Linked DNA regions of Homo sapiens: region 2 is linked to region 1. A link is a contact called in ENCODE Hi-C or POLR2A ChIA-PET data. All regions are on one chromosome and are shown on one strand. Each heading gives the region's core, a stretch centred on a gene start or an enhancer-like site at or near the end of the contact. The rest is flanking DNA. Distances are from core to core; before and after follow the strand shown.

Region 1 (3,418 bases), core at 671-3,170:
ACAGCTTTTCCTCTCTTAGACGTCCCTCTTCTGCCATATCCTGTAAACATCTGAAGTGTTCTGAGTACATTTGGAGAGAATATTTAATGATCACACTGTGATTAGACATGAGTAGTCCCTGCCAGTGGGATGTTCCTGTCCTTTGCATTTTAACCACATGTTCTGTGCTCTCTGTGGTAAAGATAATCTAACAGTAATAAAAACTTATGGAGAAAATTACCCAGAGCTCCTTTATCATTACGATTTTTAATACTCTCTTCTAATCCTTATGCACATGTGTATGGATTTATGTACTGCAAATCATTGTTTTGTAATACATTCTCAAAAATGTGCTTTAGGTTTTTACAACTACCATAATATTTTGTAATTTTCCTTCATTACTGTAATTTGCTAAACCATTTCTGTTTTGGTAGATAATTAGGTAGTTTCCAGTTCTGCTTTTTAGAAGATACTACAGAGAACTTCTTTGTGCATATTTCCTTAGAACAAGTTCCAGTAGAAGACTTACTCGCAAAAGCAGTGGAATTTTTTCTTAGTATTTTCTGTTACAGGTACAGAAGAGTGCATACAACACACAGTTTTGTCGAATAGTTATGAAGTGAACACTTGTCTAACCACTGCCCGAGTCAAGAAAGAACATTTCTAAACATGTTTGCCAATTTAATAGATATAAAGGAAGTATCTCAAGGTTGCTTTAACTGACATTTCTTTAACACATGACAACATTTTTATGGGGGAGGGGACTAGAGAGAAAATGACATATTTTTATGTGTGCTTATTTGTATCTCTTGAATTCTGTCTGCATCTTTTACCCATTACACTTTCAAATACTTGTGAAATCATTGGTCGAGATGAATTATGGCTATAAATAAAATTTCACTAATCTAATTATCACTGATTTAGAAATAATAGTTCAACCCAAGACATGCGTTGAAGTGTTCTTTCATTACATAAAAAGGATTTGTGTCAAGTAAACCTATACACAATCTGTTTACATATTACTGGTTTATATGGTACATCACAAATTATGCAAAAAGTAGATCTAGTAAGACCCAGTACCAAAGATTAGAGCTAGTCAACAATACTATTTAAAGGAAAATATGGACAGTCATGAGTCAAAATGTTTTTTCCCCAAATTAACCATAATATATATTGAAGTTTAAAATGAGGAATTCATTTTGGAAAGCAGCCAAGCACAGATTCTAAGAACATAGTAATCCTGTGTTTTATTTTTACTCAATGCAGACTCGAGGGTGTCAGGTGTGCTTTTATATCTCCAGCTTCTAAGTTCAGAGAGGAGATTTTCTATCTGAAACTTTTTATAGGATAGCAAACATTCCTGAGTTTCTTAGTTCAGCAGGTTTAGCCATGTAAGGCAGCTCTTGGGCTAGTTGATCTTTCAGGCTTTAAGGGCACAAGGCTTAAACTCTATTTGACAGAAGAAGAGAAAAACAACACTTAGGAAGTCTGTATATTGGAAGAAATGGAGAGGTGGAAATAATAGACTAAGAGTTATTTTTTTCATTTTCCTTTTCTCCCTCACCCGACTATGTCTTGAGAACAAACCATGTCTCATTCTTCTCTGTGCTCACATCACCTAGAACTACAAAGTAAACTGGAGGAAGGATGGATGGATGGATGGATGGGTGAATGGGCCTTGGGTTGGTCTACATTGATTTTCTGTAATCCAGTGTTCACAAAATGTACTTTCCTTCCAGCATCACCTGGAAACATCAGCATCACCTGGAAGCTTGTTAGGAATGCTAATTATCAGGCCACACCCAGACCTAATGAATCAAACTTTGGGGCTGAAGACCCACAGGTGTTTGTGATGCCCACTAAGGTTGAGAACCCCCGGCTATTATCTAGCCTGTTCTGCCACCTAGTGGAAAATTTGGGAGTTGCAGCTAGTAATGAGAGCCAGATTCCGTTGCTGTAGAAGACGTTTAATTATACCAAGGACTTTCTTGCACTTAAGGTTACTGCACATTCTGAGACTGAGTTTTGTTCTTGTCGCCCAGGCTGGAGTGCAGTGGCGTGACCTCTGCCTCCCAGGTTCAAGCAATTCTGCCTCAGCCTCCTAGGTAGCTGGGATTACAGGCGCACACCACCATGCCCAGCTAATTGTTATTTTTAGTAGAGATGGGGTTTCACCATGTTGGCCAGGGTGGTCTCAAACTCCTGACCTCAGGTGATCCGCCCACCTCAGCCTCACAAAGTGCTGGGATTACAGGAGTGAGCCACCGCACCCAGCCTAAATGTGTTCTAATACTGTACTTGCCTTCTACTTTATTTCCAGTTATCATAGGGCATGTCATGCTAAGACATCAGTAGGCAGCAGAAGGAACTGTCAACAGAGTAAATAGACAATCTACAGAATGGGAGAAAATATTTGCAAACTATGTATCTGACAAAGGTCTAATATTCAGCATCTGTAAGGATCCTAAGCAAGTCTACAAGAAAAAAAAACCATTAAAAAGTGGGCAAAGGACATGAACACTTTTCAAAAGAAGACATGTGTGTGTCCAAAGAAAGCATATTTAAAAAAGCTCAATAACTGATCATTAGAGAAATGCAAATCAAAACCACAGTGAGATACCATCTCACACCAGTCAGAATAGCTATTAAAAAGTCAAAAAATAACATGGCCAGGTGCAGTGACTCAGGCCTGTAATCTCAGGACTCTAGGAGTCTGAGGCTGGTGGATTGCTTGAGCCCAGGAGTTTGACACCAGCCTGGGTAAGAGGGTGAAACCCCATCTCTACAGAAAATACAAAAATTAGCCAGACGTGGTGGCATGCGCCCATAGTCCCAGCCATTTGGGAGGCTAAGGTGGGAGAATTGCTTGAGCCAAGAAGGCATATGTTGCAGTGAGCCATGATTATGCTACTGCACTGCAGCCTGGGAGACAGAGCAGGACTCTGTCTCAAAAAAAAAAAAAAAAAAAAAAAAATTTTTTTTTGACCGGGCCTGGTGGCTTACGCCTATAATCCCAACACTTTGGGAGACAGAGGCAGGTGGATCACCTGAGGTCAGGAGTTTGACACCAGCCTGGCTAACATGGTGAAACTCCGTCTCTACTAAAAATACGAAAAAAAAATTAGCTGGGCATGGTAGCAGGTGCCTGTAATCCTCGTTACTTGGGAGGCTGAGTCAGGAGAATAGCTTGAACCTGGGAGGCAGAGGTTACAGTGAGCCGAGATCACGCCACTGCACTCTTGCCTGGGCAACACAGTGAGACTTTGTCGTATCAAAGAAAAAAAAGAATGAACTTTGGAGAGGTAGAGAAAAGGGAACACATATACACTGTTGGTGGGAGTGTAAATTAGTTCAACCATTGTGGAAAGCAGTGTGGTGATTCTTCAAAGAGCTTAAAAACCAGAACTGCCATTCAACCCAGGAATCCCACTACTGGGTA
Region 2 (3,418 bases), core at 440-2,939, 400 kb before region 1:
GTATACCATGTTTTGAGACCCACTTTTTTTATTCAGAAGTATTGTATTGAGTTGGGATTCAAATTTAGTTCAGACTTCATGCTTAACAACTATAATACATAGCCGCATTTATTCTTTTCTACAATTAAACATGTATTACTTTTATAATCATAAAGTGCTGTGTCAGTTGTTTTTTCAAGGTGTCTATTGCCATACCTGGCTTTTCAGCTTTTCCAGCTCGGCTCTTTTGGCCTGAAGAAGCACCTCAGATTCTTTAAGGACCTGCAGGTGGTGATCCTCATTGCGTTCTGCCATCTCTATGTCTTTCTGTAGTTTCTGAAGCCTACAAAGCACCAGCAACACTAGAGCAGATCCTAAGGGACTCGGAACCCCAGAGCTGTCTTCCAGCACAAACCCCTTGTAGCCCTACAGAGGCCTTACTTACTCTTCTGTCAGTTTTTCCTTCTTCTTGCTTAAACATTGGAAGTCTGAGTCTTTTGCTGCTACAATTTTGTTTATTTCTTTCAAGATTTCTTCTTGCTTGATTTTGTGCTGCTCCAAATCCTTTGCATCAGCCTGGAGCGATCTAAAGCACATTGCTTTATTCCCCCCAGGTCCTGTAGACTTACCATGCATTATTTATCATAAACCAATTATTATCCCCTTAGAAGCAAACTTTTCATTCATCTCAATGTATACATCAACGGCTTAGGGAATCCACCTACCTTAGCTGCTGATCAGCTTTGACGAGGTTAACAGCAGTTTCCTGAGCTCTCCTTTCTAATTCCTCAGCATCTGACTCAGTTTGCAATAAACTTCTCTTGGCATCAGTGAACTTTTCAACAGCATTTTTTGTCTAGAAAAGAAACTGTCATTAAAAGCCATTCAGTTACAATACTCACTCACAGCTACTGGCCATGTAAACCAGTACAGCTCTTTTGGAAAACAAGATGGTACAGAAAGACATAAAAATGTCCATTCACTGTAACTCTAATTCTCGGTAAATAATTCAGAAGCAAAGAACTACTATATAAAAATGCTCAATGTATAATAATATAAGACCTGACAAATAATAATAGGCTAAGTGATAATGCATTAACAAAGTGGAATACTGTGTAGCCTTTCAAATGATCAGATGACAATGTAGCAACACGGAAGAATGTTAATATTATGTTGGCTGAGAAAAATAAATTTAAAATGGTATAAGCACTGTGAGAGCAACTGTGTAAAACTACATGTGTCAACAAAGACAGAAAGACTATATAAAAATAAATACAGTCATTTGAAAGTAGTGGAACTAAAGATGCTTTTTATTTCAAAATAATCTGTAATACTATTATATCATTTTAAATATTAAAACTATCTACCCAACTAAGTGGGAAGGAAGTGATTTTACCAAGATTTCCTCCACACAGAAATTCTTGCTGCACTCTATAGTTATTATCAAGCGAAGTAAAAATGCATTGATCTGGTGATAATGTAATTACGGCTGACAAACACAAACATTAAATACTTTGCAAATGTTTAAAATCTTCCTATATAAGATTTGGTAAAAACACATTTGTTTTAATCAACTTGGTTTCTTTTTCTGCCTAACATAAGATGCTTAAAACAATGACATCAAAAGTTCCAAAAATAAATAGAGTGTGGTTTGCACTTGGTTGAGCAGTGACTCACCTTCAGCCAAAAAAAACTGAAGTCTGCCATTGTACTAAAGCCAGAGGAGTCCGTATGTTAAATTTGCCTATTAAATATCTGTGTGGATGCAAAAGGGTTGGCAAGCTCCCAGAGAGCTACATATTTTACCATACGTCTTTCCATTTCAGATAGCTTGTTTCTGTCAGTTTCACCAGCAAAGCACTGGATAAAACTGGCTATGCATTCCAGAAAAGCCACCAAATAGTTTTTTGTCTCCTTCTATGTCAGGTTTTAACATGTCTGGCACACTCCTTCCAAAACACCACTACTTTCTCTCTCCTCCTCCTTCTTACCAAGCTGCCTCCCTGAGTCATTTTGGGAGGATGAAGGTGAAAGAACTTACCAGCCTTGGTTGACTTACTACCTCTGCCTACTACCACTGCCATCAATTTTCTTTTGATGATTTTATATATCTATACCTATATATATTAATATATAACCAAAATATACCAAAATTTATAATCAAAATATACCAGTGATATTTTGATATATTATCAAAATATCTTATTATATATTATTATACCAGTGATTTTTTTTCCTCTAGTTCTGCTCACATCTATTTTCTCTCACAGTAATCCAACATATGACAACAGAAGGAACAGCTCATCTGAAAAGGACTTTTTCCATTCTTAATTACTCACAGAATTTCTTTAATAAATAATTTAGTTCCTAGGTAATAGACTGCTTTTAATTTAAATAGATTCATGTTGAAATAGCAAAATACAAATAATAGTTCCTGAGGTGTTTCATGTGGGTAAGGAACTCTTTTCATCCTGGAATTCTCATCTAACTAAAAGAGCCCTTGGCTATGTGACTCTGGGCCAGTAATGAGCCTCTCTGAGCTACATCAGTAAACCAAGCTAACATCATCTACACAGGGCTGCCAGGAAGGTTAAATGAAACATTTACAAAATGGCCATGTGTAGCCACAGCAGTGGCTCAATAAAAGGTAACTCCTTTTTCTCCCCAACTTCCCTCTGTGTTGTGGTCTAAAGAATATTATCGGGCCAGGCGCAGTGGCTCACGCCTGTAATCCCAGAACTTTGGGAAGCTGAGGCAGGATCACAAGGTTAGGAGTTCAAAACCAGCCTGACCAACATGGTGAAACCCCGTCTCTACTCAGGAGGCTGAGGCAGGAGAATCGCTTGAACCCGGGAGGCGGAGGTTGCAGTGAGCCAAGATTGCGCCACTCCACTCCAGCCTGGGTGACAGAGCGAGACACCATCTCAAACAAAAAAAAGAAAATTATCTCTGACCAAAAAATATTTTGTATCATTATCAACCTGAAGACCAAAGTAATACTTGTGAGGTCCATTGTAGCTTAATAAGAATATAAAGATTGACCTATTTAAAAAAACACAGGTAGCAGAACCCAAATAATTAAATATAAAAGATACACACAGGATAAGGACGTGGGGTGTGCTAGGAACTAAGTAACTTCAGGAATTTTAAATACGCTGTTTTATTTAATCCATGCCGAAAAGCCTACGTATTCTTAGCCTGAATTTATAGATAAGAAAAGCAAAGCCAGGGGACTTATATGACTTGCATAAATTCTCACATCTTCTTAACTAGCAGAGTCCAGCCTGGAACCTGGCTGTCTGACTTGGACAACTGTCCTCTTATCACACACATTCTCTTTCTAATCCTTCAGGTGGACAGTAAGCTGACTCACCCACACTGAGCTCACACCCCAAACCACAAGAAGACAAACCTTTTCTTTAGTGCATGAAAGTTCACT

The links. Hi-C counts contacts between places; a loop is a spot of excess contacts on that map. ChIA-PET counts read pairs that join two places held with the same protein, here RNA polymerase II (POLR2A). Pooled maps may share reads with other maps.
Region 2: a map of CD8-positive, alpha-beta T cell shows a loop between it and region 1 (23-fold over the local background). The contact joins two enhancer-like sites. A Hi-C loop is called at or near these places in 4 of 168 maps with a recorded cell type or tissue (CD8-positive, alpha-beta T cell, HCT116, K562 and 1 more), 13 of 37 single-sample maps with no recorded cell type and 10 of 50 pooled maps. POLR2A ChIA-PET finds 5 or more read pairs at or near these places in 1 of 52 experiments (H1).

What each region holds. Positions count from the first base shown.
Region 1 is chr9:120,754,478-120,757,895 of GRCh38, reverse strand. FBXW2 (F-box and WD repeat domain containing 2) reads left to right here. Exons shown (of 8, transcript NM_012164.4): 8 at 1-922. Among named protein-coding and RNA genes, the nearest start is that of FBXW2, 37 kb to the left of the region's middle. Within about 2 kb of position 1,920, at least 4 of the 41 ENCODE cell types and tissues checked have a DNase peak (open chromatin) inside an H3K27ac peak, as active enhancers do.
Region 2 is chr9:121,154,887-121,158,304 of GRCh38, reverse strand. It overlaps CNTRL (centriolin), which reads right to left. Exons shown (of 44, transcript NM_007018.6): 27 at 3,392-3,418; 28 at 705-835; 29 at 425-565; 30 at 196-322. Among named protein-coding and RNA genes, the nearest start is that of RAB14, 45 kb to the left of the region's middle. Within about 2 kb of position 1,689, at least 7 of the 41 ENCODE cell types and tissues checked have a DNase peak (open chromatin) inside an H3K27ac peak, as active enhancers do.